Linked DNA regions of Homo sapiens: region 1 is linked to region 2. A link is a loop called in an ENCODE intact Hi-C map of the cell type or tissue named here. Cell type or tissue: ovary. All regions are shown on one strand. Each heading gives the region's core, and the rest is flanking DNA. Links, peaks and the distances in the headings are about the cores only.

What was found. Hi-C counts contacts between places; a loop is a spot of excess contacts. Peaks named below come from ENCODE experiments on the same cell type or tissue, not always from the same donor. Only the 100,000 strongest peaks of a DNase experiment are listed, where the experiment ranks them.
Region 1: it touches region 2 in a loop (2.3-fold over the local background); 6 of 110 quality-filtered maps call a loop at or near these places.

The regions. Positions count from the first base shown.
Region 1 is chr4:88,230,990-88,247,523 of GRCh38, forward strand. It overlaps a transcript of ABCG2 not described here. Among named protein-coding and RNA genes, the nearest start is that of PPM1K, 45 kb to the right of the region's middle. RefSeq lists an enhancer at 13,142-13,674. In ovary, for the core only: no CTCF peak of the experiment used is centred there; a DNase peak (open chromatin) is centred at 9,402.
Region 2 is chr4:88,361,964-88,378,497 of GRCh38, forward strand. It overlaps LOC105377326 (a long non-coding RNA gene), which reads left to right. Exons shown (of 2, transcript XR_938964.2): 2 at 87-190. Among named protein-coding and RNA genes, the nearest start is that of HERC6, 8.6 kb to the right of the region's middle. In ovary, for the core only: a CTCF peak has its summit at 7,459 (motif pointing right); no DNase peak of the experiment used is centred there.

The DNA of each region.
Region 1 (16,534 bases), core at 5,645-13,644, 130 kb before region 2:
TCACCTCAGTTATGATGTGTGACGCTGGAAGCAAAGCAGCCCAAATCTCAGTGCAGAGACAGTGGTAATACGAAGAAGATTTCTACACTTAGGAGTTTTCCTAGACAGACTTCAACCAGGACCCACGCCTACTAAACAGACGAGTATCAGTCCAGGAACTTTCCTTCCTGCCTGCTCTTGGGGCAGGAGAAAGAATGAGAGAGGAAACTTGGCAGCCCCCAAAGTAGATCCTGCAGCTACCAGGGAACATTGAGGCTTTCCGAGTAAACTAGCCTCGAGGAAATGTCCCGAGTGAAATTAACAGCTCTCCTATCTCCTTGGGTTCCTTTTTTCTCCACTACTAGCTGATTATGAACCACATTTCTTTCTCGATCACTGGGATTCAAACAAAAGACCTAATGGTTCCAGTCAGCGTGGGATCCTCTTCTGGCATTCCTAGCAAGGGGCTAGAAGAAGGGGGAAAGTTACATGTCAGAGAGATATTTTTGTATCTTTCTCTTTGTGCCGCGGAATTCTGATGACAGCATCTCCAACACAAACAGCAACTTTATTTTCGAAATGGAAGGATAAAAACCAATTCTAGCAAATGGCTTTGCTCTGTGCGTAAACTTCCTGTGCTTTTTTAACCCTGATGTAACTGAGGGTCTCCTCTCACAGGCCCTGCCTTCTAGCACACACAAAAAAACAACCAAGCAGGACTATGACATAATTTGAAAAGGAAGCGAATTAAACCAAAACAAAGAGTTAGGTTTCAATGCAAAGGCCCACCAGAAATCTAAAGAGGACCGAGAAGCTGTATACTTGGAGCATGCTATACTTTTCATGTTATTCTTTCCTAAACCAAAAGTAAAATAGGAAGTCAAGACTGTGCTAAATAGGCATTTCTCTCTCTCTCTCTCTCTCTCTGTGTGTGTGTGTGTGTGTGTGTGTGTGTGTGTATTTTAAATAGAGACGGGGTCTTGTTATATTGGCCAGGGTGGTCTCGAACTCCTGGCCTCCAGCAATCCTCCCACCTCAGCCTCCCAAAGTGTTGGGATCACAGGCATGAACCACCAAACCTGGCTTTTTTTTTTTTTTTTCTTAGGCAAGATCTCACTTTGTCACCCAGGCTGGAGTTAAATAGGCATTTCATATTCTGAAAACATGATAGATGTCAAAAGAAAAAATATGACATTTACTAAGTGCTTCTAATTCCACTGTTTACTGGCCTTGAAAAGCTTCTTAAGCCAAGCCTTCCCCAACAATAAAATAGTGATAACAATAATACCTTCCTTACAGAGTTGTCATGATAAATTTCATGAGATTCACAAAATACCGATTACTGAATTTGTCTTGCTGTTAAGTTCTGTTTATATTTAAGTCACTATCCTGATTATTCACTGTGTTGTGCAGTACCTAGGACAAATTAGGCATTTTGTAAATATTTATTGAAATGAAATGAACGTTTAAAAAATCTTGAAGTTGTTAAGAAATTCCATTTATCTATTTTTATAAATTTATTTTAATATGGTAAAATATGTATAACATAAAATTAGCCATTTGAAACATTTTAAGAGTTCAAGTCAGTAGCATTAATTACATTCACAATGTTGTGTCACCGTCACTGTTTCTAAGACTTTTTTGTCACCCCAAACAGATACTCTGTAATCATTAAGCAATAACTCCGTCAGGGATTTTTTTTTTCTGTTTAATTTTAAATTTTTATTTCTTGTAGGTACATAGTAGGTGTATATATTTATGGGGTACATGAGATATTTTCATACAGGCACACAATGTGTGGTAATCTCATCAGGGTAAATGGGGTATCCACCACCTCAAACATTTATCCTTTGTATTATAAGCAATCCAATTATACTTTTTTCATTTTATTTATTTATTTATTTATTTTTTTTGAGATGGGGTCTCACTCTAATGCCCAGGCTGGAGTGCAGCAGTATGATCTCAGCTCACTGCAACCTCCACCTCCAGGGTTCAAGCAATCCTCCTGCCTCAGCCTCCCAAGTAGCTGGGATTACAGGTGTGTGCCACCACATGTGACTAATGTGTTTTTGTTATTTTTAAGTGGACAATTAAATTATTTTTGACTACAGTCACATTGTCGTGCTAGCAAATACTAGGTCTTAATTATTTTTTCTAATTATTTTTTGTACCCATGAACCATCCCACTTCCCCCCACCTCCCCAATACTTTTCCCAGCCTCTGGTAACCATTCTTCCACTCTCTATCTCTATGAGTTCAATTGTTTTAATTTTTAGCTCCCACAAATAAGTAAGAACATGTTACGTTTGTGTCTCTGTGCTTGGCTTGTTTCACTTAACATAATTACCTTCAGTTCCATCTGTATTGTTGCAAATGATAGGATCTCATTCTTCTTTTTTTTGAGACAGTCTCGCTCTGTCACCCAGGCTGGAGTGCAGTGGTGCAAGCTCAGCTCACTGCAAGCTCCACCTTCCGAGTTCATGCCATTCTCCTGCCTCAGCCTCCCAAGTAGCTGGGACTACAGGCACCCGCCACCATGTGGGTATTTTTAGTAGAGACGGGGTTTCACTGCGTTAGCCAGGATGGTCTCAATCTCCTGAATTCGTGATCTGCCCACATCGGCCCCCAAAGTGCTGGGATTACAGGCATGAGCCACTGCACCTGGCCAGATCCCATTCTTTTTCATGGCTAAATAGCACTCCACTGTGTATATGTACCACATTTTCTTTATCCATTTGTCTGTTGATGGATACTTGGGTTGCTTCCAAATATTGGCTATTGTGAATACAGCTGCAACAAACATAGCAATGCAGATATCTCTTCAATATACGGATTTCTTTTCTTTTAGATTTATACCTAGGAGTGGGATTGCTGGATCATATGGTATCTCTACTTTTAGTTTTTTGAAAAACCTCCAAACTGTTCTCCATAGTGGATGTACTAATTTATGTTCCCACCAACAGTGTATGAGGGCTTTCTTTTCTCTATCCTCACCAGCATTTATTATTGACTGTCTTTTAGATAAAAGCCAGTTTAACTGGGGTGAGATGATATCTCATTGTAGTTTTGATTTGCATTTCTCTGATGATCAGTGATATTGAGAGCCTTTTCATATACCTGTTTGCCATTTGTACATCTTCTTTTGAGAAATGTCTATTCAAATCTTTCACCCATTTTATACTTAGGCTATTAGATATTTTTCCTATAGAGTTGTTTGAGCTCCTTGTATATTCTGGTTATTTATTCCATGTCAAATGGAGAGTTTACAGATATTTTCTCCCATTCTGTGGGTCGTCTCTTCACTTTGTGGATTGTTTCCTTTGCTGTACAGAAGCTTTTAAATTTGATATGGTCCCATCTGTCCATTTTTGCTTTGGTTGCCTGTGCTTCTGGGGTATTATTCAAGAAATCTTTGCCCAGTCCAATGTCCTGGAGAGTTTCCTCAAAGTTTTCTTTAGATAGATTCATAGTTTGAGGTCTTTAATCCATTTTGATTTGATTTTTGTATATGGTAAGAGATAGGGGTCTAGTTTCATTCTTCTGCATACAGATATCCAGTTTTCCCCACACCATTTATTGAAGAGACTGTCCATTACCCTCTGTATCTTCTTGGCACCTTTATCAAAAATGAGTGCACCATAGGTGTATGGATTTGTTTCTGGGTTCTCTATTCTGTTCCACTGGTCTATGTGTCTGTTTTTCTGTTTTTATGCCAGTATCATGATGTTTTGGTTACTATAGCTCTGTAGTATAATTTGAAGTCAGTGTGATTCCTCCAGTTTTGTTCTTTTTGCTTAGGATAGCTTTGGATATTCTGGGTCTTTTGTGGGTCTATATAAATTTTAGGATTCTTTTTTTTTCTATTTCTATGAAGAATGTCTTGGTATTTTGATAGGGATTGCATTGAATCTGTAGATTGCTTTGGGTAGTATGGACATTTTAACCATAATGATTCTTTGAATCCATGAACATGGAATATCTTTCCCTTTTTTGTATCCTTTTCAATTTCTTGCATCAATATTTTATGGTTTTCGCTGTAGAGATCTTTGATTTCTTTGGTTAATTCCTAGGTATTTTATTGTATCTGTAGCTATTGTGAATGGTAATACTTTTTAAATTTCATTTTTAGGTTGTTTGCTGTTGGCATATAGACATGCTAATGATTTTTGTATGTTGATTTTGTATCCTGCAACATTACTGAATTTGTTTATCAGTTCTAACAGGTTTTTGCTGGAGTTTTTAGTTTTTCCAAATGTAAGATCATATCATCTGCAAACAAGGATAATTTAACTCCTTCCTTTCCAATATGGATGCCCTTTCTTTCTTTCTCTCATCTGATTGTTCCAGCTAGGACTTCCAGTACTTCATTGAATAACAGTGGTGAAATTGGACATTCTTGTCATGTTTCAGATCTTAGAGGAAAAGCTTTCAGTATTTTTCCCATTCAGTGCGATGCTAGCTCTGGGTCTGTCATATATGGCTTATATTATGTTGAGATATGTTTCTTCTATACCCATTTTTTTGGGGGAGTTTATCATGAAGGAATGTTAAATTTTATCAAATGCTCTTTCAGCATCAATTGAAATGATCTTATGTTTTTTGCCCTTCATTCTGTTGATATGACTTATCACATTAATTGATTTGCATATGTTGAACCATTCTTGCATCCTTGGGATAAATCTCAATTGGTCATGATGAATGATATTTTAATTTGTTTTTGTATTCAATTTGTTAGTATTTTGATGAGGATTTTTGCATCAATATTCATCACTGATAATAGCCTGTCCCTTTTTTAAAAAATATGTCCTTGTCTTTGTGGGGTTTTTTGGTTTTTGGTGTTGTTTTGTTTTGTTTTGAAACGGGGTCTGACTCTGATGCCCAGGCTGGAGTGTGGTTGCATGATCACAGCTCCTTGCAGCCTTGACTTCCCAGGCTCAAGTGATACTCCCACCTCAGCCTCCTGAGTAGCTGGGACTATAGGCATGAACCATCATGCTTGGCTTATTTTTGTATTTTTTGTAAAGTTGGGGTTTCACCATGTTTCCCAGGCTGGTATCATTGTGTTTTTGATATGTTTTGACATGTTTTGGTATCAAGGTAATGCTGGCCTTGTAGAATGAGTTTGGAAATGTTCCCTTTTCCTTTCCTTTTTGGAATAGTTTGAATAGGATAGTATTTGTTTTTCTAGCAAGTATTTGGTAGAATTTAGCAATATAGCCATTGAATCCCAGGGTTTTTCTTGCTGGGAGATTTTTCATTACAGCTTTAATCTCATTACTTGCTATTGGTCTGTTCAGGTTTTAGATTTCTTCATGGTTCATTCTTGGTAGGTTATATGTGTCTAGGAATTTTTTCATTTCTTCTAGCTTTTCCAATTTATTGGCATATAGCTGTTCATAGTAACCATTAATGATCCTTTGAATTTCTGCAGGATTGGCTGAAATGTCTCCTTTTTCATCTCTGATTTTATTTATTTGGGTCTTCTCTCCTATTTTTTTTTCATTTGTGTGGCTAAAGGTTTGTCAATTTTGTTTATATTTTCAAAAAATCGGCATTTTATTTTGATCTTTTGTATTGTTTTCTTCATTTCATTTATTTCTGCTCTGATCTTTATTATTTCTTTTCTTCTACTACTTTTGGGTTTGGTTTGTTCTTGCTTTTCTAGTTCTTTAAGATGAATCCTTAGGTTGTTTATTTGAAGTTTTTCTTCTTTTTTGATGTAGGCACTTACAGCTGTAAACCTTCCTTTTAGTACTGCTTTAGCTGTATCCCATAGGTTTTGGTATGTTGTGTTTCCATTATCATTTGTTTCAAGGAAGTTTTAAATTTTCTTTTAATTTCTTCATTGACTCAGGAGCATATTTTTAAATTTTCTTGTGTTTTGTGTAGTTTCTAAACATTCCTCTTGTTATTGATTTCTAGTTTTATTGCATTGTGGTCAGAGAAGATGGTCCATATTATTTCATTTTTTTGAATGTTTTAAGACTTGTTTTGAGGCCTAACATAATCTATCCTTGAGAAAGATCCATGTGGTGAGGAGAAGAATATGTATTCTGCAGCCACTGGATGAAATGTTATGTAAATATCTATTAGGTTCATTTGGTCTATAGTGGAGATTAAGTCTGATCTTTCTTTGTTGATTTTCTGTCTGGAAGATCTGTTCAATGATGAAAGTGGGGGGTTGAAGTCTCCAGCTCTTATTGTATTGGATTCTATCTCTTTAGTTCTAATATTTGCTTTATATATCTGGGTGCTCTAATGTTGGTGCAGATATATTTCAATTGTTATATACTCTTGCTGAATTGACCCCTATATCATTATATAATGACTTCTTTGTCTCTTCTTAGAGTTTTTGTCTTGAAATCTATTTTGTCTACTCTTTTTTGGTTTCCATTGGCATGGAATATCTTTTTCCATCCCTTTCTTTTCATTCTATGTGTGTCTTTTTAAGTGAAGTGTGTTTCTTGTAAAGCAACAGATCATGAGATCTTGTGTTTTCATCCATTCTGCCACTCCATGTGTTTTTATTAGAGGGTTTAGTTCATTTATATTCAGTGTTATTATTGATGAGTAAGGACTAACTCCCACCATTTTGTCATTTGTTTTCTGGTTGCTTTTTCCTCCTTTCATTCCTGCCTGTCTTCCTTTCAACCAAGATAATTTTCTCTGGTGGTATGATTTAATTTGTTGCTTTTTATTTTTTATGTATCTGTTGTATGTTTTTTGATTTGAAGTTACTGTGCAGCTTGCAAATACTATCTTATAACCCACGATTTTAAGCGGATAACAACACTGCTTGTTTAAACAAACAAGCAAAGAGAATAATAAAGACCAATAGTCTACTCCTTAATTTCATCTGCCAACTTTTAAACTTTTTGTTGTTTCTGTTTATATCTCATTTTACCGTCTATGTCTTGAAAGCTTGTTGTAGTTATTTTTTTATTGGTTCATCTTTTTAGTATTTCTACTTAAGATTGGAGTAGTTAAGTCTACACTTACAGTGTTATAATATTCTGTGTTTTTCTGTGGCGTTACTATAATATTACCAGTAAGTTTTGTACCTTCAGATGATTTCTTCTTGCTCATTACTGTTCTTTTCTTTCTGATTGAAGTACTGTCTTTAGCATTTCTTGTAGTACAGGTCTAATGTTAATGAAATCCCTCAGCTTTTGTTTGTCTGGAAAAGTATTTCTTTTTCATACTTGAAGGACATTTTTGCCAGATATACTATTCTAGTGTAAGAGTTTTTTTACATAAGCACTTCAAATATGTTATGCCACTCTCTCCTGGCCTGTACAGTTTCCACTGAAAAGTCTGCTGCCAGACTTATTGGCACTTCATTGTATGTTACTTGTTTCTTTTCTCTTGCTGCTTTTTGAATCTTTCCTTTATTTTTGATCTTTGGGAGTTTGATTATTAAATGCCTTGAGATGTTCTTCTTTGGGTTAAATCTGATTGGTGTTATATAATCTTATATTTGGTTATCAATAACTTTCTGTGGGTTTTGGAAGTTCTGTGTTATTCCTTTGGATAAACTTTCTATCCCTATCTCTTTCTCTAGCTCCTTTTTAAGGCCAATAACTCTTAGGTTTGCCCCTTTAAGGCTAATTTCTAGATCTTCTAGGCATACTTTATATTTTTTTATTCTTTTGTTTCCTCTGACTGTATATTTTCAAGTAGCCTGTCTTCAAGCTCACTGATGCTTTCTTCTGTTTTGATTTATTCTGCTGGTGAAAGACTGATGCATTCTTCACCATGTCAATTCCATTTTTCAACTCCAAAATTTCTGCTAGATTCTTTCTAATTATTTCAATTTCTTTGTTAAACTTATCTGACAGAATTCTAAATTCCTTTTCTGTGTTATCTTGAATTTCTTTGCATTCCCCCAAACAGCTATTTTGAATTATCTGTCTGAAAGGTCATATATCTCTGCTTCTCCAGGATTGTTCCCTGTTCCCTTATTTAGTTCATTTGGTGAGGTCATGTTTTCCTGGAAGGTCTTGATGCTTGTGGATGTTCATTGGCGTTTGGGCATTGAAGAGTCAGATATCTATGGTAGTCTCTGCACTCTTTCCAGGCATTTAAAAAGACTTGGGTGTTGAGATCTAAGACATATCTACATTAGGGGGCATCTCAAGCCCAGTAACACTATGGTTCTTCCAGACTCATAGAGGTACTGCCTTGATAATCTTGAATAATATTTGGAATAATTCTCTGGATTACCAGGCAGATTCTTGTTTCTTTCCTTACTTTCTTCCAAGCAAATGGAGTCTGTCTTTCTGTGATGAGCTGTCTGGAGCTGGGGGTGGGGTGACACAAGCACCCCTGTGGCCACCACCACTGGGACTGAGTTGGGACAGACCTGAAGCTGGCACAGCACTGAGTCTCACCCAAGGCCTGTTGTAACCAGTACCTGGCTACTGCCTATGTTCACTCGAGGCCCTAGGGCTCTGCAATCAGCAGGTGGTAAAGCCAGCGAGATTTGTGTCCTTCTCTTCAGGGCAGCAAGTTCCCCTAGACCCTATTCTTTTCCAGAGATGCCATCCATGAACTAGGGACTAGAGTCAAAAATCTTAGTAATCTACCTGGTGCTCTATTCTACCACAGCTGAGCTAGCACACAAGTTATGTGACACAGTTATTTCTACGCTTTCCTCACCTTTCTACAGGCAGAGGAAACTCACCCATGGCCATCACCTCCACAGGCCCAAGGGGAGTGCTGCCGGGCTACCACCGAGGTTCACTAAGGCCCAAGGGCTCTTCAGTCAGCTTATGCTGAAGGCTGCCAGGTCTGGGACTCACTCTTCAGGGAAATGGTCCACCTTCTGGCCCAGGGAAGGCTTAGAAATTCCATCTAAGAGCCAAGGCCTCTAATTAGGGGCCCCAAGAGCCCACTTGTTACTCTACCCCACTGTTGCTGAGCTGGTACCTAAGGTGCAAGATCAAGTCCTCTTTACTTTTCCCTCAGCTTTTTTCAAGCAAAAGGAGTCTCTCACCATAGCCACCATAGCTGGGACTGTGCTGGTTCACATCTAAAGCCAGCATATCTCTGAGTCTTACCCAAGGCCCATGGCAAGTACTGCCTGGGTGCTGCTGCTGATTATTCAGGGCCCAAGGTCTCTTTAATCAGCAGGTGATGATTCCTCCCAGGATAGGTCCTTCCTTTCAAGGCAGTGGATTCCCTTCTGGCCTAAGGTATGTCTAGAAATACTGTCTGGGAACTAGGGCCTGGAATGGGGGCCTAATGACCCTGACTAGTGCCCTATCCTACTGCGGCTGAGTTGGTATCCAAGTTGCAAGACAAATTCCTCTTTACTCTTTCCTCTCCTCTCCTCAAGCAGAAGTAAGGCTTCTCCTTTGCAGCTGAGGGCTGTGCTGCCTGGTGTTTTGGGAGGGGTAGTGCAAGCACTCCTGTAGTTGCCCTGGCTGGTGTCTCAGTAGGTCACATGTCCCTCATGTCCACTGGCTACACGCCCAACTCAGCACTAAGACTTGTGTAGGAGTTGCAGTCCTTATTGCCTAAACTGCCTTTCAAGTTTATTTAGGGCCCCAGAGCATTTTAGGTCATAATGATGAGACTTGCTGGAACTCAAGTTCTGACTGTTGGGATGGGCCATTCCCCTCTGGCTAGGGCTAGTCTCAGTGCTCCCTCAATGGGCAGGCATCATTTGAGTTCAGCCCAGTTTTGCTTTCTGTTGTGACAGGGCAGCTTTGAGTTCAATGCCTCTCACAATCACTGCACTGTCCCTCTCCCAAGTGCACAGATTCTCTCTCTGCACCTACGGCCATCGCCAGAGGATAGGGGTGGGGTGCCATCAGCAATTCAAGACTGTCTTTCTTGCCCTCTTCAGTGCCTCTGTCAGCAATATGAAGTTAAAACCAGGCACTGTGAGTGCTCACCTGATTTTTCATTCTTAGGAAGGTGCTTTATTTTATATTATTTCTTTCATGACTGCCTTGCCTGAAGAAAGATGCTTTTTATGTATAGATAGTTATTAAATTTGGTGTTCCTCTCTGGGGACAATCAGTGGAGCCTTCTATTCACCCATATTGCTCTGCCCTCTCTCTCTGATTTTTTTTTTTGTTTTTTAAAAAATGGGGTTTCACTCTGTTGTCCATGCTAAAGTGCTGTGGCATTATCACAGCTCACTGCAGCTTCAACCTCCGGAGCTCAAGCACACCTCAGCCTCCCAAGTAGCAGGGACCACAGGTTTGCACCACCATGCCTGGCTAGTTTTTTAAATGTTTGACATTTTTTATACAGATGGGGTCTCATGTTGGCCAGGCTGGTCCCAAACTCCTGGGCTAAAGCAATCTTTCCACCTCAGCTTCCCAAAGTGCTGATATTACAGGCATGAGCCAATGCACCTGGCCAGGGTTTTGTAAATATGAGGATCATTTTTTCATTTGGTAAGACTCCCTCTTTCCTCATGGTAGTATTTGCACTTTAAGTATCCCGGAAGAGAAAGTACAAAATGCCAATAACAACATAGATAACTCTTTAAAATAAACATATTTTAATCACACAACATAAATCTACATACATTTGAAATATGTGTGAGATTATTCTTTTTCCCCCCAGAAATGGGGTTTTGCTATGTTGCTCAGGCTGGTCTCAAACTCCTAGCCTCAAGCAATCCTCCCACCTCAGCTTCCCTAGTAGCTGGGATTACAGGCATGCCCCACTATACCTGGCAGATTATTCTTTATTCCAGGTAGAAACCAAGTTTAGACAAACCTTGGTATGAAATTTCTGCCATTTCTGTGGATATATCTAAACTTCTTTTATTATTTATTTGTTTATTTATTTATTTATTTATTCATTTTTTGAGAGAGAGTCTAGCTCTGTTGCCCAGGCTAGAATGCAGTGGCATGATCTTGGGTCACTGCAACCTCCACTTCCTGGGTTCAAGCGATTCTCCTGCCTTAGCCTCCAAAATAGCTGGGATTACAGACATGCACCACCACACCTAGCTAATTTTTATATTTTTAGTCGAGACGGGGTTTCACCATGTTTACCAGGCTAGTCTCGAATTCCTGACCTCAGGTGATCCACCTGCCTTGGTCTCCCAAAGTGCTGGGATTACAGGCGTGAGCCACTGCACCCGGCCTAGTGATACACTTAAAAGAAGTTCTGATACAGCTATAGAGGTGGTAAGACTTTTATTCTAAGATTTTTTCTAAACAAAATAAAGCTAACCTGCAAATACAGTTTTAAAGATAATTAACACATATTGAAAGTAAATAACTATGTTTCTAAGGATCAGCTAGGCACTGTTCAGGAGAAAAAGGGGTGATTTCTGCCCTCCAGGGTTGGTGTCAAGGTTGAGTTGACAAGACTAACACACATGACCTGAAAAGTGTTGGCTGAATGCCATATTGGTTCAGGCTGTAGGTAATTGGAGAAGGGAGCGCAGTGTGGGATGAGGCAAGTTGTGATATTAGATCCTCACTTTCTACTGATGTAGACTTCATGCCAACTTGGCCAAGATGACCAAGTGAACTCAGCAAAGCTGAGAGAAACTGGGCTCCAGCTCTCATGATTTCCATCTATTCCAGAATAATAAATGTTAGATAAATCCTTCGTTAAGAAGTAACCAAAGACTTTTTTTCCTTTGGGGCAAATCTAAATGATTCCAATTTAGAAAACACATACTTTTTTTTCTGACAGAAGATAACACAAGCTTTAATTTTCAAATTTCCTCCCATGTTTCATGTGAAGGAGTTAAGGTCATGCTGCCCCAAAATATGCTGCTTTGGCATGTTAACTATTTTGAGCTGAAGGCACTTGAGAAAGAGCTGACGCAGGAAGGGCTCTCTGACCTCCCCTTTTCTATTTAAGAATAGGCCATAAAACTTCCCATGAGGAAGGTGCCCTCCTTATACCAGAAAGACAAGAAATCCTTATCACCAGAGACTGGGAATCGACATTGAAATGGATCTGCATAAACAAACTTAATAAATAATCCTTATATCTTACTAGTTTTACCCCCATTCATATATCTCCCAGTCATTTCCCCACAATTTATTACCTCCAGTCCAAACCCCTTTATCTTGTTATTTCTTCATAAATGTATAATTTCTTTGTCAAAAATGTTTAGAAAGATTTCTGCTCTAGTCACTTCTTTAGAGCGTCATGTGAAAGCCCATGTACATGTAAAAATTTAATAAAGCTTGTCTACTTTTCTCCTGTTTATCCATCTTATGTCTGTTTAATTCTTAGTCCCAACCAGAGAATCTGAGAAGGTAGAGGATAATGTGTTTCCTCCTCAACAGATGTAACACGTTATTTTATGTTATTAAATATACTATTAAGACCATTGTAATTCAATATAGAAAGGTAGAAAAGAAAGGAAAGAAGGAAAAACTAGAACCTAAATGCTTATCTCCAAGGGTACGAGTAAATAAAATGCAGCAAATGCATACAATAGAATGTTATGCAACAGTTTGAGATAGAAATACATGTGCTATATTGACAAAGACCTCCAATACATATTAATTGAAAACAGCAAGCTGCTAATTAACACAGGGCATATAAATTCATTGATATTAAAAGACACACACAGACAGACACACATACACACACCTCACAGAACAAAAATATATATTTCTGTATGTATCTAGTATTCATTTATTTACAAAATCACCTAGAAGAAACTCTGAAAGACATGCCCCCAAATGGCAACAATCTCTGGGAAGTATGGCATTGGGAGGCAGGATGCAAATATACATCTCTATTATTTAAAGACTTCCCATCCTTTGAGCTGGAGCTGCAAGGTAAAAATAATAACAAATAAATAACAAAAAAGATTTCCCAATAGATATTCATGTATTTCCCTGTCTTTCTTAGGGTCAAAATCAAAGAGGGCTGGGTACAGTGGCTCATGCCACTAATCCCAGCACTTTGGGAGGCCAAGGTGGGCAGATCACTTGAGCTCAGGAGTTCAAGACCAGCCTGGGCAACACTGATGGTGGCGGTGGCCTGCCTGGAGTAGCCACTGTGAGGATACCAGCTGCAGGGAGGGAGGCATAGCCAGGGCTGCATGCACCACGGAACCGGCGGGGCCGGGAACAGCTGATCCCAGCAAAAGCCCCATGCCCTACGGAGTTGGTTGGGTGGTTGGGTGGGAGCCCATGCTCCCGGGTGCAGCTGCAGCCGCCCAGCCATGGCTCTGGACCCAGGCATGCCTGTACTCTCAGGGCCCTGGGAAGCCCTGCAGGCTCTCACTCCCTGTCCTCTTCCCGCTCTCAGCACCCGCCCCCATGGCAGAGCAAAGCTGCGGACGTATCCTGTTAACTGAGCCCAGGTGCTGTTGTGACCCGGCCAGGTGTGCACACACTTGGGGCAGCACTGACACACCACCGCCCTGCCACCGCCACCTCAGCCCCCTCCAGAAACTGGTTCTGAGGCTGAAACTTTGGGTGCCAACGAGTACGGGAGGGAGGCCTGGGGGGCTGAGGGTGGCTTGGGGCGGGCCTAAGGATGCCCCTTGCGCAGACAGCCTGGGTGCCATGGATAGCATGTTGTTGGTGGTGGGCGACAGGCAGGTTCCTTCCGTGGGAAGGGGCGGGTCCCCTGGAGCCTGGGGGCTGGGCTATCAGTTCTGGACAAAGTCTCCCACCCACAGTGAGAACTTCCTTGATACCTTTTGGCAAATCAAGTGGTGCTTTTTCCAGGCATGCCCATGGACCAATCAGCACACACTTCCTCCATTTTGAGCATTTCCTCCATTCTGAGCCTGTAAAATCCCTGGAGTCAGCCAGACTCAAGACACTCAGGACGACCTGCCTCTGAATAGGAGCTACCCACTTCTGGTCTCCTCTCTCCTGAGAGCTGTACCGCTGCTCAATAAAGCTCCTCTGCCTTGCTCACCCTCTAGCTGTCTGCATAACTCCATTTTTCCTGGAAGCAGGACAAGAACCCAGGACCCGCTGAATGGCAGGAGCAAAAGGAGCTGTAACACTTTCCTAGCTGGCTCCCGAGCTGTGGCAGGAGCTAAAGGGGCTGTAACACTATAGCCCTTCTGCCCTCCATGGGCACCAGGCAGCTGTCCCATGTGACAGGAAGCAGTGGTGGGGTGGGGCCAGCCCAGGAGCCCCGAGCTGAAGCAGGGCAGTGGGACTGAAAGAGCCGCAACACAAACGGGCTGAAACACCCTCCCCACCTTCCCCCGCCCCCAACCCCCGTCACCCCACCTCACCTTACTGGGACGAGGAGGAAAGAAGAGAGGGCTCTCCTTCTGGGAGCCCAGACCTCAGGGCTCCCTGAGTCAGAGCTCGACATGCTGTAATACTCTTTTTGGGACTCTGCGGTTCCTGGCATCTCTGAGCTTTTGGGCGCCACCTGTTCCCCTCGTCCAGACACTGGTGCCTGCAGTGGAAGCCCATTGCAATACATCTGGTCTAGCCGCATCCTCGCACAGAGCCAGTGCTTGTGTTGATGCCTGGAGCTTCCTGCCCTGCCACAGCAGCCAGCCTGCCTGGCTATGCACAGTGGCCAGACTCCACGCTCGCTCGCTGACACAACCCACACCCCTGCCACTTCATGCCTGGCTTGCTCTTGGCATGCATGGGATCCAGGCTGGTAGCACCAGCCAAGATCAGCCTGCCAGGCCAAGTGGGCGATCCCAGTGAGCATAAGCAAAACTCAAGCATAAGTGCCACCAGCCACAGACGCTTCTGGCTGGTGAAGCCACACCCTAAGGATCCTGAGACAACATGGCAAAACCCAGTCTCTACCAAAAATACAAAAATTAGCTGGATGTCGCCTGTATTCCCAGCTACTCAGGAGGCTGAGGCAGGAGGATTGCTCGAGCCAGGAGTTGAGGCTGCAGTAAGCCATGTTCACGCCACCATACTCAAGCCTGACAGACCGTTCTCCAAAAAAAAAAAAAAAAAAAGAATCAAAAGATCTGCACAATCTGTATTCTCTACCCCCTACTTCTCTGATCTCATTTTCCCTTTTACTGATTGATTTTATTTTCCCTTTTACTGATTCCCTACCCATACTTCTCAGATCTCATTTTTCTTTTTACTAATTGTAATCTCCTTGCTAAACCTCAAATATACATGCATTGATGCACCTTAGGGCTTTTGAAAAGGCAGCTCCCTTTGCGAAGAATGCTCTGCCTCTGTTTACCTATGTTGCTCATTAATTCACTTCCTTCAAGTTTTTCAAGTGGTAACTTCTCTGTGAGGCCTACCCTGACTTAATTATAATTCCCCCTACTAGCGTTCCCAGTCTGCCTCATCTTATGCTTGTTTATAGCATTACTCACCTTCTAACACATTATATAATTTGTTACTTACTATGTTTGTTTTTCTCCTTTCACTGGAATGTAAGCTCTATGAGGGCATGGATTTTTACTTCCTTTGTTCATCAGTGTATCCTTAGTTCTTAGAATTGTGCCCAGTATACCAGTCAGTGCTCGATAACATGTGCTAACTTACAAATCTTCACAAGAATATATTCATGTGTTTTGCATGTTTTTAAAAATCAAAGACTATGAATCAAATATAATCACCAATCATACAAACAAAAAGTTAGAATAAAATGTTTGAGAAGTTCCTGGGTTCTGTGGAACAAAGTTTGAAGACCTCTGGCTTAAAGCAAAATCAGACAGAGCTCACATTGATTTAGGCACACGACTTGCAATGCAAACTATTTTACCCTGGAACATCTATTTTTTCAAAACACTGGGAATAAACCAACCATTCCTAGGAGTCTCTGTGAAATCCCCAGGGATTGCTTTTTGTTTTGTTTTTGTTTGAGACCGGGTCTTGCTCTGTTCACCAGGCTATAGTGTAGTGGTGCAATCATAGTTCACTGCAGCCTTGAACTCCTGAGCTCAAGCAATCCTTCCACCTCAGCCCCCTGGGTAGCTAGGACTATGGGCACATGTCACCATAACCAGCTAATTTTTTACAAAAATTTTTGTAGAGATGGAATTTCCCAGGTTGTTCTTGAACACCTGGCCTCAAGCAATCCTCCTGCCTCAACCTCCCAAAGCACTGGGATTACTGCTGTGAGCCACCACACCCAGCCTCTCATCTACTTCTCTCTCTCTCTCTCTCGTAGAGGCAGTCTCCCAGTGTTGCTCAGGCTGGTCTCAAACTCCTGGGCTCAAGCGATCCTCCCACCTATCTCTTTATTTATTATCAAGATTCATAATTATTATTTACAAGCTCCTCAGCACTTGTAGATTTGACTTCTTGTTTTGCCAATTATATTATAAATTTCTCAGAGTTACTGGCCAGATCTTATGCTTCTATAGTCCAATAGTGAGATTCTGTCCACATAGTAAGTATTTAATCAAGGCTTTGTAATCAGCATTGTAAACCAAGTGAGAATATAAATGAGCCTATAAACATTACCCCAAGTCACACAGAACTTTGAACTTTGAAATACTAAATCTATTTCAGTGATTCTTTTCTGAATTTTAAAAGCGAAGCACCGGAACAGAACATTGGCAACTGACAAGTTTTCCTTGTTAACTCCAGATTTGTGTACTGAAAGGTGGTACAAACATCTAGGGAAGCTCGAATCAAAGCTAATA
Region 2 (16,534 bases), core at 4,088-12,087:
ATAACAACGCTTATCTTTAAAAATGTTTTTCCTGGCCATCTTACCTTAACTGGCTGTTCCCTATACTCTTTTTTTTTTTCTTTCAGAGAAATGATGGTATTTCAGCCTGAAGTCTAAGACTAAGATCTACTCTAGAGATTTACTAATTTCTCTGGATTATCACCAATGTATACAAGAGGTTTACATGTTATTACATCTCTGTGTGTTTTTCTGTTGTTAATTTGTCTTTTATTACAGGGAGTCCCAGCTAAGAATTCATGAAAAGTGATGAAGAAAATGATTTTTCCTCCCCATACCAGTTTTAAATGCAAATATAAGAGCATTTAATTAGTACGCAAAATCACCAAAATTGTCCAACTTTTATTTTTTTAGCCGTTATACGCATCTGTATTTCATTCTTACCCGTCTTTCTTTCCACTGAAACACTGCACAAAACTTACTTATCTGTTTTATTTCACTTCTTAATGCCCCACATATTCCACTAACACTCTTACTTTTGGCTTAATGATAAGGGAAGATTGAAAGGGAAAAAAATTATGGGTTGCCCTGTCTTCCCTTTTCTTTCTATGTCATCACTTTCAACATAAGAGGCTGGCTAATCCTGAGAAGTAATAGGAGTAAGACAATAATAAGGGTCACTTCTTTCCTTTGTGTTTTTGGAATGCCATTGCCTTTTTTCTGTGTTGGAAACAAGTTCTGGTTTAACAGAAGTGTGACCTCGGCTGGGTACAGTGTCTCAGCCTGTAATCCCAGTAACCAACTACGGGCAGATCACTTGAAGCCAGTAGTTCAAGACCAGTCTGGCCAACATGGTGAAACCCCGTCTCTATTAAAAATACAAAAATTAGCTGGGTGTGGTGGTGCGTGCTTATAGTTACAGCTACTTGGGAGGCTGAGGCAGGAAAATTGCTTGCACCTGGGAGGGGGATGTTGCAGCGAGCTGAGATCGTGCCACTGCACTTTAGCCTGGGCAACAGAGTGAGACTCCATCTCAAAAAAATAAAATAAAATAAAAATTATATATACATAAAAAGGGTAAGGGTTTGGAGCATGTCCACACAAGTTATGGCAGTAAATCTGGTGGTGGTGGCAAGACAGGTCATGGGAGGAAGAGAAGAGGAGGTTTGCCTAGCAAAGGTGGTCTGGTTATATAGATGAAATCTCACAGGTAGCAGCCCTCAAAGAGAATAGATGGTAAATTTTGATAAATAGATGTTAGAGTCTCCACTAACCTTTCCTAAATCTGGACAAGGGAGGGCTTCAAAGAAAGCTTGTTTGCTTCCATTGTTTCGTTCACTTTATCTTCTCTACAGATACAAATCTCTCCCACAAAAGACAGCTTTGCAGGGTCACTCTGTCTGCAGGCACCCTAGTCACAGAATATGTCAAAGAAGCATATTTTGAGGTGAATAGTTCAGTTTTCTTCACACTCATGAAGTGGACCCTGCCTACCACTTGTGTCTGGAGCAAATACCTCCAATTCCTTGTTGGTAGGTTGTGGAGTGACTGCTCATTGCCACCTAATATCTCGTCTCTCCTTCCTTTCTTTTTTTTTAAATAGAAACGGGGTCCCATTCTATTGCCCAAGCTGGTCTTGAACTCCTGGGCTCAAGCAATCCTCCTGCCTCAGCCTCCCAAAGTGCTGGGATTACAGGCGAGTCACTGCACCTGGCCTCTCCTTCCTTGATAACAGAAATCCAATTTTGTTTGGAGTTTAATGTGCTGAGCTAAAAACTACATTTTCGGCAACTTCTGCAGCTGCTATAGCCACATGAATAAGTTTTGGTTAATTGGATGTGCACAGAAGTGTTTTATGGGATTTCTGGGATAACAGTCTCTTTCCTCCTTTTAGTAGCTTTGGAATAGAGTTGTGATAGCTAGAACTCCATCTGGAATCTTAGAAAGTGAGGTGACCTGCAGGATGAAAGTTAGGTCCTCAAATGAAGCAGAAACACAGAAGGTGACTGAGTCCCTAAAAAACCAAAGCATTGCCACCCCAGCCCTTGGCTGCTTATATTGGGGTAACCTGCCCCCAATATTTCAATGTAGGTTCTTTCTGTTTTCCCTAAGTATTGGCTGATCTGAGAAATAAAGAGAAAGAGTACAAAGAGAGGAATTTTACAGCTGGGCTACCAGGGTGACATCACATATTGGTAGGTCTATGATGCCCACCTGAGCCCCAAAACCAGCAAGTTTTATTAAGGATTTCAAAAGGGGAGGGGGTGTATGAACAGGGAGTAGGTCACAAAGATTACATGCTTCAGAGGGCAAAAGGCAGAACAAAGATCACATGCTTTTGAGGCGAATAAAGATCACAAGGCAAAGGACAAAGCAAGATCACAAGGCAAAGGGCAAAGTCAAAAACTCCTGATAAGGGTCTATGTTCAGCTGTGCACGTATTGTCTTGATAAACATCTTAAACAACAGAAAACAGGGTTCAAGAACAGAGAACCAATCTGACCTCAAATTTACCACAGTGGGATTTTTTCCCCACCCTAATAAGCCTGAGGGTACTGCAGGAGACCAGGGTGTATTTCAGTCCTTATCTCAACCGCATAAGACAGACACTGCCAGAGTGGCCGTTTATAGACCTCCCCCCAGGAATGCAATTCTTTTCCTAGGGTCTTAATATTATATTCCTTACTAGGAAAAGAATTTAGCGATATCTCTCCTACTTGCACGTCCATTTATAGGCTCTCTGCAACAAGAAAAATATGGCTCTTTTTGCCCAACCCCAAGTCAGACCTTATGGTTGTCTTCCCTTTTTCCCTAAAATCACTGTTATTCTGTTCATTTTCAAGGTGCACTGATTTCATGTTGTTCAAACACGCATGTTTTACAATCAATTTGTTCAGTTAACGCAATCATCACAGGGTCCTGAGGTGATGTACATCCTCAGCTTATGAAGATAACAGGATTAAGAGATTAAAGTAAGACAGGCATAAGAAATTATAAGAGTATTATTAGGGAAGTGATAAATGTCCATGAAATTTTCACAATTTATGTTTCTTCTGCTGTGGCTCCAGCGGGTCCCTCCATTCGGGGTCCCTGACTTCTTGCAACATGCTTACCTCTGAATTTTTTACCTGTGAGAGAAATAAGCTTGTATTTGTTAAACCATTATTTTTTACAGCTTTATTATGTGCAGGTAAAATTAATCTAAACTTGCATGGAAGTCTCCACTAGTTCACCTAGGTTAAGAAATTAAGTTAAACATTTTTTTTTTGAGATGGAGTTTTGGTCTTGTTGTCTAGGCTGGAGTGCAGTGATGCAATCTCGGCTCACTGCAATCTCCACCTCCCGGGGGTTCAAGTGGTTCTCCTGCCTCAGCCTCCCAAGTAGCTGGGATTACAGGCACCCACCACCACACCCAGCTAATTTTTATATTTTTAGTAGAGACAGGGTTTCACCATGTCGGCCAGGCTGGTCTTGAACTCCTGACCTCAGGTGATCCACCCTCCTCGGCCTCCCAAAACCCTGGGATTACAGGCATGAGCCACTGCGCCCGGCCAAGTTAAACGATTTTTTTTTTTTTTCGAGATGGAGTCTCATTCTGTCCCCCAGGCTGGAGTGCAGTGGCGTGATCTCGGCTCACTGAAAGCTCCGCCTCCAGGTTCACACCATTGTCCTGCCTCAGCCTCCCAAGTAGCTGGGACTACAGGCACCCACCACCACGCCCGGCTAATTTTTTGTATTTTTTGTAGAGACAGGGTTTCACCGTGTTAGCCAGGATGGTCTCGATCTCCTGACCTCATGATCCGCCCACATCAGCCTCCCAAAGTGCTGGGATTACAGGTGTGAGCCACCACGCCTGGCCAACAATGTTTTAAACACATCTCAGGCAGTCTTCAGTTTGTTGTTGGGCAATGTGTCGTGAAGCCGCTGGTATGAATGACAATCATTTCTAGGATTCAGAGGCCCTTTTCCTTTATCTTCCCAGGTCAGGACTATTTTCTGGATTTCTGAGATTGCTGATAAGTGCAGTATTCTGATAATGACAATGTTGTAGTAGAAATAGTAATAGTAATAACATGAGTATAACATTTCTTATTTTTTAAAAGTAAATATTAAAATTATGCAACAAATTTGGGGTAGAAAGCCATAAAAATTCATGTGGATAATTATAAGACTACCACTGAAAAGAGATGTCAACCATTGACATATATCAACCGCGAAAGAGGAGGCATGATAAGAGATTAAGGTGACTAATACTTCTATCTAGTGTTCAAATTGAAAACTACCATTTCTTGTCTATAAGGACAATGTCGGGTTTTAGCAAATGTTTTCTTTCCCCCAGCTGACTTGTGCTGGGCCATCCTAATTGTCTTGTCCATTTGCAAAAAAAAAAAACAAAAACAACAACAACAACAGAAAAACACTAGATAATATTCCAGGGAGCCACCTGGAGGTGACTGAGATGGCAGCTGGAGTATAATAAAAAACTAAGCATATTAGGGAGTGTGTTCTATTTTTTTATTTGTCTTAAGGGCTGAAAGCACGGAGTGTGGGCTTTGAACTCAGAACAATGGAGTTAAAGAGAAGACAGTCTAAGAAGAGAAAGGCAAAAGAACAATGGAGACTTGCAGCGCTCCTGCCTCCTCTTAGATGTTCTTCTACTTGCCTCTGGAGGATTTCCCCCAGACTGCTTTTTCTACTTCCTCACTGGTCTATCTGTGTCTCCTCAACCCCACTCACTCCATGATGACCTTTCAGAAGCTCACACTCTCTCATCCCCTTTCTAATGTCCTCCTCACCTCACATTGAGTCAGGGCTGTTTAGTGGAAAGAGGGTTTGATTCTGGGATCCCCTACTTCCTTACTAGTTATCTTGAGCAAATCACTTGAGTTTTCTGAGGCTTAAGTTGTTCATATCTGTACCTGGGTAGATAATACATGGATAATATGTACCTTATAGGGAGGTTGCTCAAATTGGACGATGTATTGTGAAAGAGACAGATGTGGTAGGCAGTTGGGGCATTTCATTTTATTTTCCTTTTCTCATTCTCTTCCCTTCCGTAAATCACTGTTAGGGGAAAATTAGTAAAAAAAGAAAAATAGGCTACTGGAATAAAATATTAGGTATAAATAATTTTCAAAGTTTGATTTTAGAGGTATGATGACAGTGAATTTCTATTGATTTTCTGTTTTTTCATGTGAGTATTCTTTGATAAAGGGACACTATTCTACTTACTCATCTGCAAGCTCAGGACAAATTACTCTCAGCTCTGTAAGCCCTCTCATGCTACTACTCTGTGGTTATGAGGACACACGAGGGAAATAGCTGGAAAGATTTTGTAAAGTCTAAAGTAAATGCTAATGAATAGTAATTATTATATTTTGTTTGCTCCTTGTTATACCTATAGTGGATATTCAGTAAAGATTTTTTATATTTTTTATTTTTTAAACTTTATTATTATTATTTGAGACAGAGTTTCACTCTGTTGCCCAGGCTGGTGTGCAGTGGCACCATCTCGACTCAATGCAACCTCTGCCTCCTAGGTTCAAGCAATTCTCCTGCCTCAGCCTCCCGAGTAGCTGGGATTACAGGTGTGCACCATTATGCCCAGGTAATTTGTGTATTTTTAGTGGACACGAGGTTTCACCATATTGGTCAGGCTGGCCTTGATGTCCTGGCCCCAAGTGATCCACCTACTTCAGCCTCCTGAAGTGTTAGGATTACAGGCATGAGCCACTGCATCTGGCCAAGATTTTTTTTTTTAACTATTGACTGAAGATAGAATAATATGGCAATATAATATGAAACTAGTATTAAATTGGCAGGAGGGATGTGCATTAGTCTGTTCTCATGCTGCTAATAAAGACATACCCAAGACTGGGTAATTTATAAAGGAAAGGTTTAATGGACTCACAGTTCCACATGGCTGGGGAAGCCTCACAATCATGGTGGACGGCAAAGGAGGAGCAAAGTCATGTCTTACATAAATGGCAGCAGGGAAGAGAGAGAGAATGTGCAGGGAAACTCCCCTTTATAAAACCATCAGATCTTATGAGACTTATTCACTATCATGAGAACAACACAGGAAAGACCCACTCCAATGATTCAATTACCTCCCACCCGGTCCCTTCCATAACACGTGGGAATTATGGGAGCTACAATTTGAGATGTGGGTGGCGACACAGCCAAACCATATCAGAATGTGTACAAAAGACATTATTTGTTATAGAGCCTAGAAAAAGGAGCAATTCACGTGGTGGAATCTAAGAAAGGCTCCCACAAGGGTGGGTGTGATGGCTCACACCTGTAATCCCAGCACTTTGGGAGGCTGAGGCTGGACAATTACTTGAGGCCAAGAGCTCTAGACCAGCCTGGGCAACATAGTGAGACCCTGTCTCTACAAAAAATTTAAAAATTGGTCGGGCATGGTGACACAGACCTGTAGTCCCAGCTACTTGGGAGGCTTGGGATGGGAGGATCACCTGCACCCAGGAGATCGAGGCTGCAGTGACCATGATTGCACCACTGCACTCCAGCCTGGGGAACACAGTAAGACCCTGTCTCAGAAAGAAAAAAAAAAAAAGAAAGAAAGAAAAAAAAGGCTTCACAGAGATGAGACATTTAAGACATGTTTTTTCATAAAAAGAAATGAGGAAAAGGAAATTCCACAGAGAAACCACAGAATGAATAGAGGCATCGATTTAGGAAAAAGCAAGCACGAAAAGGCAAGTAGTTCATTTTGACAGTAGTCCCTGTGTATGTGTGGTGGGGTGGGGGGGATATATATAACTATAACTATCAGTGAGATAAATATAGAAAGGTTGGTTACAAGTGGATAATAGAAGGCCTTTAATTATATGCAAAGGATTTTGTTTTCTTTGTTTTTCTGTAGGCAAAAGGCCTACAACCATTAAGAAAAATAAGTGGTGTGATCAGACCTGTGTTTTCCACAGGCAACACTCAGGAGAATAAGAAGGATCTATTTGTGATGCCAGTTGTTAGATATAGAGACATTTGAGATGTTGTTGCCAAAGACCTCAACTCTGGTAGGAGTGATGGAGACAGAAAGAAGTAGATAGAAAATGGGATATTGATGATATCAGCCAATCAGCAATTAATCCATTAGGGGAGGGTTTTCCTTTTTTGTTTTTTGAAGCAGGGTCTTGCTCTGTCACCCAGGCTAGAGTAAAGCAGAGTGAACACAGCTCACTACAGCCTTGACCTCCTGGGCTCAAGTGATCTTCCTGCTTCAGCCTCCCGTGTAGCTGAGACCATAGGTGTGTGCCACCACGCCAGGCTAACTTTTCGATTTTTTGTATAGACAGGGTCTTGCCTTGTTGCCCAAGCTGGTCTTGAACTCCTGGGCTCCAGCTATCCTCCCCTTTGACTTCCCAAATTTTTGGGATTACTGGTGTGAGCCACCGCCCCTGGCCTGAGAGTTTTGCAGTGGCAAGAAAATGTAAGATGAATTGGAGGTTTTTAGCTGGAATGGTTTTAAGGAAGTGCCACTAGGGGGCATGAAAGGAAAGATCAGGGAATAAAGAGTGTTCTAAGACTTTAGTAAAAATTAAACAGGCTTTCTAGTCAAATGGATCAGTGTTAATATCCTACCATTTAGGCCAGTGCAGTGGCTAACACTTGTAATCCCAACACTTTGGGAGGCTGAGGCAGGTGGATCACTTGAGGTCAGGAGTTCAAGACCAGCCTGGCCAACATGGTGAAACCCTGTCTCTACTAAAAATACGAAAATTAGCTGGGCGTCGTGGCACCTGCCTGTAATTCCAGCTACTTGGGAGGCTGAGGCAGAAGAATCGCTTGAACCTGGGAGGCAGAAGTTGCAGTGAGCTGAGATCACACCACTGCACTCCAGCCTGGGTGAGTGATAGAGTGAGACTCCATCTAAAAAAAAAAAACAAACCCTGCCATTTATACACATCGTGTAACTTCAAGCAAGTTACCTAAACTCTCTGAGCCTTAATTCCTTACCCTCAAAAATGAGAATAATAATAATAATACTTATTTTGCATGATTGATATAGAAAGTCGTGTTGCTTAACTCCTTAGCATCTGTCTCAGCTTTCTTCCAGCAACATGCCTTTCATCTGGGATCTGCTTACTCCGCTCAGAAAGTGCATGGATGAGATTCCATCCTGATCCACAAGGTAGACTGACTACCCCATTGGCTTCCACAGTGATTGCCTCAGGGGTAGACATATGACCCAAATCGGGTGAAGACTTTTGTTTTGAGCAGATTTTTTCTGTACACAGGCTGTGAAGCTGAGAGCTGGATATATATAAAGTTTAGAGCTGCTGTAACCCTCTTGCAATCTCAGAGGAGCTCCTGGAATTGCAAGATAGACTGCATGGAGCCTGAAGATGAAGCCCTCATAGCAAGAGGCGGAGTGAAGAGACAGAGAAATGGAGTCATTAAGGACATTGGTTAAGTCCTTGTTTTCAGTAGTGCCTGTAATCAGCCATTCTGGTGGATTTTTCAGTTACTTGACTTTAATAATAAACAGTTGCGCTGTAATCATAAATACCTCCTAAATGCTCACGTGCTTACAACAACAAAAATTATCTCTTGCTGATGCTACATGGGCTACCTGCAGCGCTGCTTTATTGTTGTTTTTAATCTGGGACTCAGTAAAATAGAGCAGTCTCTCTCTAGAAAATCACCTGTTGTAACGGAGGAAAAGAAAAGTAGGAAAAGAAGTGCTCGCTCTAAACTATCTGCCTGAAGTTGCTTGCTTCCCACTTGCATATAATTGGCCAGAACAAATCACATGGTCAAGATTGATGTCACAGGGTGGAGAGGGGCAGCAAAGTTTTTTGAAAAATAATAATGCAATCTACAAGTAAATTTCCCTTTTGCTTAAGTGAGCTTGGGCTATATTTTCTGTCACGTGCAACCGAAAGAATCTTTTTTTTTTTTTTTTGAGACAGAGTCTCACTCTGTCACCCAGGTTGTAGAGCAATGACGCCATCTCAGCTGACTGCAACCTCCGCCTCCCAGGTTCAAGTGATTCTCATACCTCAGCCTCGCAAGTCGAGTAGCTGGGATTACAGGCGCCCTCCAACGCACCTGGTTAATTTTTGTATTTTAGTAGAGACGGGGTTTTGCCATATTGGCCAGGCTGGAGAATCTTAACTAAGGAAAGGTGATGAAAGAATTAGATATTTTATATAAAATCATCAACACATGGTAAGTACTCAAAATATCGGACCTTCTGTTTCCAAGTGCATGAACACAGATTAAGTGAAAATTATCTTTCTTAAAAAAAAAGATGTGCTCAATTTCTTTAATATACATTTTATTCACTTATCTCACTAACATTTATTCAGTTTTTTTTTTTAAATTTGGCAGACACTGTGCTAGGTGCTGGGAATACAAAATGAGTACAATGCGCTTACATTTTAGTTATTCAGTAGATTTTCTTTTAAGAAATAACAATATGAGGTTTCAGTGTCTTATATTGATAATATCAAACTCTTACAGTCTGAGCATATGAAACATTCTCCAAGGTCAGCCATATCTTAGGCCACAAAACAAGACTCAACAAATTTTAAAAAGTAAAAATTATATTGTGTCTTTTGTGATCATAGTGGAATAAAACTAGAAATCAATAACAAGAACCTCAGAAACTACACAAACACATGGCAACACAAACAACATGCTCCTGTATGACCAATGGGTCAATGAAGAAATTAAGAAGGAAATTAAAAAATTTCTTAAAACAAACGAAAATGGAAATACAACATACCAAAATCTATGTGATATGGCAAAAGCAGTACTAAGAGAGAGGTTTATACCAAAAAACTAAAAAGACATCAAATAAACAAGCTAAAAAATGTACCCCAAGAGACCAGAAAAACAAGAACAAACCAAACCCAACATTAGTAGCAGAAAAGAAACAATAAATATCAGAGCAGAAATAAAATCAGAGCAGAAATAAACGAAATTGAGACTAAAAAAATTACAGAAGATCAACAAAACAAAAAGTTTTCTCGAAAAGATAAAATTGACAAAACTTTAGCTAGACTAAGAAAAAAAGGGAGAGGACCCAAATAAATAAAATCAGAAATGAAAAAGGAAACATAACAGCTAAGACCACAGAAATACAAAGAATCATTAGAGACTATTATGAAAAACTACATGCCAACAAATTGGAAAACCTAGAAGAAATGAATAAGTTCCTGGACAAATGCAATCTACCAAGACTGAACCACAAAGAAATAGAAAACTTCAACAAACCAGTAACAAGTAACAAGATCAAAGCCATAATTAAAAAAATCTCCCATCAAACAGCCGAGGACCTGACAGCTTCACTACTAAATTCTACCAAACACTTAAAGAAGAACTAATACCAATCCTACTCAAACTCTGTTAAAAAAAAAAAAAATGAAAAAGGAGAGAATACTTTCAAACTCATTTTACTAGGCCAGCATTACCCTGATACCAAAACCAGACAAGGACACAACAACAAAAACTACAGGCCAATATGCCTGATAAACATAGATACGAAAATCCTCAGCAAAATACAAGCAAACCAAATTCAACAACACATTAAAGAGATTATTCACTCATTAAAGAGAGTGATCATTAAAGAGAGTGATCAAGTAGGATTCATCCCAGGGAAGCAAAGATGGTTCAACATACAAAAATCAATAAATGTGATATATCACATTAACAGAAGCAAGAACAAAAAAACCACATGATCATTTCAATAGATGCTGAGAAAGCATTTGGTAAAATTCAACATTCCTTTATGATAAAAAATCAAAAAACTGGGTATAGAAGGAACGTATTTCAAAATAATAAAAGCCATATATGACAAACCCACAGCCAATATCATACTGAACTGAAAAACTGGAAAACCTTTCCTCTAAGATCTGAAATAAGACAAGGGTGCCCATTTTCACCTTTTTTGTTTTTTGTTTGTTTGAGTCAAGGTCTTACTCTTTCACCCAGGATGGAGTGCAGTGGCATGATTTCAGCTCAATGCAACCTCTGCTTCACAGGTTCAAGGGATTCTCCTTCCTCAGCCTCCCGAGTAGTTGAGATTACAGGCATGCACCACCACACCAGGCTAATTTTTGTATTTTTAGGAGAGACAGGGTTTCACCATGTTGGCCAGGCTGGTCTCAAACTCCTGACCTCAGGTGATCCACCCACCTCAGGCTCCCAAATTGCTGGGATTACAGGTGTGAGCCACCGCGCCCGGCCCACTTTCACCATTTTTATTCAACATAATACTGAAAGTTCTGGCCAAAGCAATTAGGCAAAAGAAAGAAATAAAGAGCATCCAAATTGGAAAGAAAGAAGTTAAATTCGTCTTTTTCACAGATGACATGATATTATATTTAGGAAACCCAAAGACTCCACCAAAAACAACTGATAAACAAATTCATTAAAGTGACATGATACAAAATCAACATACAAAACCAGTAGCATTTATATAAACCAACAGCAAACAATATAAAAAAGAATTCAAGAAAGCAATTCCATTTACAATAGCTAAAAGAATATAAAATAATTAAAAATCAATTTAACCAAAATGATCTATACAAAGAAAACTATAAAACACTGATTAAAGAAATTGAAGAGGGGCTGGGCATGGTGGTTCAAACCTATAATCCCAGCACTTTAGGAGGCTGAGGCAGGTGGATCACTTGAGGCCAGGAGTTTGAGACCAACCTAACCATCATGGTGAAACCCTGTCTGTAGTAAAAATACAAAAGTTAGCCAGGCGTGATGGCACACGCATGTAATCTCAGCTACTCGGCAGGCTGAGGCATGAGAATCTCCTGAACCCAGGAGGTGGAGGTTGTGGTAAGCCGAGATGGTGCCACTGCACTCCAGCCTTGGTGGCAGAGTGAGACTCAGAAGAAAGAAAGAGAGGAAGAGACAGAGAAAGAGAGAGAGGAAAGGAAGGAAGAAAAGACAAAAAGTAGAAAGATGTTTAATGCTCATGGATTCGAAGATTCAATATTGTTAAAATGTCTATATTATCCAAAGCAATCTATAGATTTAATGCAATTCCCATCAAAATTCCAATGACTTTTTTCAGGGAAATAAAAGTTATTATTATTTTTTTTAAATAGAAGACCATTAACAGCCAAAGCAATAAGCATAAGAACAAAGCTGTAGGCATCACCCTACCTGTCTTCAAAATGTACTACAAAGCTAGTAACCAAATCAGCATATTAGTATAAAAACAGATACACAGATCAATGGAACAGAATATAGAATTCAGACATAAATCCACACACTTAGAGCCAACTCATTTTTGACAAAGAAGCCAAAAATATATAATGGAGAAAGGACAGTCTCTTCAATAAATGGTGCTGGGAAAACTTCTGCATGCAGAAGAATGAAACTAGACCCCTGGCCGGGCGTGGTGGCTCACACCTGTAATCCCAGCACTTTGGGAGGCCGAGGCGAATGGTTCACCTGAGATCAGGAGTTCGAGACCAGCCTAGCCAACATGGCGAAACCCTGTCTCTACTAAAAATATAAAAATTAGACGGGCGTGATGGCAGAGGCCTGTAATCCCAGCTACTCAGGAGGCTGAGGCAGGAGAATTGCTTGAACCTGGGAGGTGGAGGTTGCAGTGAGCAGAGATTGTGCCAGTGCACTCCAGCCTGGGAGACAAGAACAAAACTCCATCTCAGAAAAAAAAAAAAAGAAAGAAAGAAACTAGACCCATATACAAAAATCAAATCAAAGTTAATTAAAGACAATATAAGATGTGAAACTACTAGAAGAAAACATTGGGGAAATGCTTTGGGACATTGCTCTGGGCAAAAAATTTTGTGGAAGATCTCAAAAACACAGGAAACAAAAGCAAAAATAGACCAGTGAGATTACATTAAGCGAAAAAGCTTCTCCACAGCAAAGGAAACTCAACAAAGTGAAGAGACAACCCACAGAATGGGAGAAAAATATTTGTAAACTATCTGTCTGACAAGGGATTAATAACCATATTATTATAAGAAGCTCAGATAACTGAACAGCAAAAAAAAAAATCTGATTTTAAAAGGGCAAATGATCTGAATGGACATTTCTCAAAAGCAGACATACAAATGGCCAACAAGTATAAGAAAAAATGCTCAACATCACTAATCTTCATAGAAATGCAAATCAAAACCATGAGATATCATCTCACCACAGCTAGAATGGCTTTTACCAAAAGATAGGGAATAAGGAATGCAGGTGAGGATGTAAAGAAACGTACACTGTTGATGTACATTTCATACATTGTTGGTGGGAATGTAAATTAGTACAGCCACTATGGAGAACAGTATGGAGGTTCCTCAAAAAACTAAAAATAGAAATACCATATGATTCAGCAATTTCACTACTCTGTGTATATACAAAAGAAAGGAAATCAATATATCAAAGAGACATCTGCACTCCCACATTTACTGCAGTACTATTCACAATAGCCCAAATTTGGAATCAGGCTAAGTGCCCATCAATAGATGAATGGATAAAGAAAATGTGGTACATATACATAATGAAATATTGTTCAGCCATAAAAAAAGAATGGAATTCTGTCATTTCTGCAGCAACATGGGTGGAATGGTCATTATGTTAATGAAATAAGCCAAGCACAGAAAGACAATTATCACGTGTTTTCACTCATATGTCAGAGAGTAAAAAAAAAAAAAGTGAATCTCATGAAGATAAGGAGTACATTGTTGGTAACCAGAGTCCAGGAAGAGTAGGGGTAGGGGTGAGGAAAATGAAGAGAGGTTGATTAATGGGTACAAATATACAGTTGGATAGAAGAAATAAGACCTGGTTCAATAGCTCAGTAGAATGACTATAGGTACATTTCAAAACCACTAGCCAATAATAATTTGAATGTTCCTTTTTTTTTTTTTTTTTTTTTTGAGATAGGGTCTGGCTCTGTCGCCCAGGCTGGAGTGCAGTGGCACGATCTGGGCTCACTGCACCTTCCACCTCCCAGGCTCCGGGCTCAAGCAATCCTCCCACCTCAGCCTCCCACGTAGCTGGGACTACAGGTATGTGCCACTGCACCCAGCTATTTTTTGTAAAGATGGGGTTTCACCATGTTGCCCAGGCTGGTCTCCAACTCCTGAGCTCAAGCGATCCTCCCATCTCGGCCTCCTAAAGTGCTAGGATTATAGGCATGAGCCACTGTGCCTAGCCCAAGATAAATTATTTAAGGCGATAGATATCCCAATTTGATAATGTGTCAAATTATCATATGTACCCCCAAAACATGTGCATCTATTATGTATCAATAAAAGATTTTTTAGGCCAAGAGTGGTGGCTCACGCCTGTAATCCCAGCACTTTGGGAGGCTGAGGCAGGCGGATCACTTGAGGTTAGAAGTTCGAGATCAGCCTGGCCAACATGGTGAAACCCTATCTCTACGAAAAATACAAAAATTAGCCAGGTGTGATAGTGCCCGCCTGTAATCTGAGCTGTTCAGGAGGCTGAGGCAGGAGAATCGCTTGAATCGGGGAGGTGGAGGTTGCAGTGAGCTGAGATCGTGCCACTACACTCCAGCCTGGGTGGCAAAGCGAGACTCTGTCTCAAAAAAAAATTTTTTTTTAAAGAAATAACTTAATTTGAGGGCTCAGTATCTTATGGTAATAATACCAAACTCCTACATTTTGTGCTTGAGAAAAGAAATAAACATTAAGAAATTACTATTCAGAAAAAGGTTATATTTGGTATACAGCAAAACAGAACCAGAAATACTAATACTATCCACTGACTCACTACTCATCAATCCAATTGTCCGACATACCCTTATTAGCATCTACCAAGTTCCAGGTACTCTTGAGGTAGAAAAATAAAGAACATTTGTTCTTCTCTTTAAAGAACTTGAAACATGGTCATGAAGAGTGGTGAATTGAAATTACATAAATAGGTTCTGTAATAGTTTCTTTTAAAAAAAAATCAATAATGCTGATGATGGCTAACATTATCAAAGTTACCAAATCTAAAAACCAGTGCTCAGCGGGACATGGTGGCCTATAATCACAGCACTTTGGAAGGCTGAGGTAGGCAGATCATCTGAGGTCAGGAGTTCAAGACCAGCCTGGGCAACATGATGAAACCCCATCTCTTCAAAAAATACAAAAGTTAGCTGGGCGTAGTGGCACGTGCCTGTAGTCCCGCTACTTGGGAGGCTAAGGCGGGAGGATTGCTTGAACCTGGGAGGCGGAGGTTGCTGTGAGTTGAGATCACGCCATTGCACTCCAGCCTGGGCATCAAGAGCGGAAACTCTATCTCAAACAAACAAACAAATAAATAAATAAAAATCAGTGCTCAATCCTTACCTTGCTCCACAAGAAATTGACAGAGTTGATCCTTCCTTTATTCGTTACTTGCTCTGTCTATAACTCCTCCTCCTGGTTTTCCTCCTATGATCAGTCCTCTAGCCTCTGCTATACTGTCACCACATTCACCCCCTGGGTGTTCTCATTCAGCCATCTGGCTTTAAGCATCACCTCTACACTGATGGCTCCCAATTTTCTGACTACACCCAAGCTTCTCTCTACAACTCCAAAACAGTTTATCCTATTGCCTTCTTGATTAACAAGCATCTTACAGTTATCATTACCAATCTGTATTCCAGACACACATAGCTTAAACCTGCACCTTCCTCAGGGTTTCCCAGTCCAGTAGAGTTTACCTTGGAGTAACCCCTAAAGCCAACCCTGGAGTAATCCCTAATCCCTTTTCTTCTTTCCCCCCAATTTCTAATCCATCATCAAATCTGTGGACTCTTACTTTCAAAACATGTCTTGAATCTAATAACTTCTCCTCTCTTCCCTTCTAGGATATCACCTGACCTGAACTCTGAAGTAGTCTCTGCTAACTGGCTTTCTGCTTCCATTTTTGTCCTATTATTTTTCACACAGCAGCCAGATGAATCTTTAAAAACTGAAGTCAGATCATGGCTCTTCTCTATTCAAAACCTTCCAACTGCTTCTTTTCATCCTCTGCCCTCAGGTGTGATCACGACTCATTCCCTCATTTCCCATGTCCCCTCAGCTCTCTGCACAAATATCACTTCATCAGAGAGATCTTCCCTAATATCATCTCAAATACCAGTGCCTTCCGCCTCCACCCTCTGGTTCCTGTTGTATTTTTCGTTGCCCCTTGATATTACACTATGTGTTTATCTGTTTATGTTCTCTTTCCCTCAGGAGAATGTAAACGCATCAAGAGGATCTTGTCTTTCACTAATTGTATTTTCAGGCGGGGCCCAGAGGCTCACGCCTGTAATCCCTGCACTTTGGAAAGCTGAGGGGTGGATCACTTGAGGTCAGGAGTTCGAGACCAGCCTGGCCAACATGGTGAAACCCCATCTTTACTAAAAATACAAAAATTAAGTCGGGCGTCGTGGCGCATGCCTGTAATCCCACCTACTCGGGAGGCCGAGGCAAGAGAATCAGCTTGAACCCGTGAGGTGGAGGTTGCAGTGAGCCGAGATGGTGCCACTGCACTCCAGCCTGAGCAGCAGAGCGACACTCCATCTCAAACAAACAAACAAACAAACAAACAAAAAACAAACATATTTTCAATGCCAAAAAAG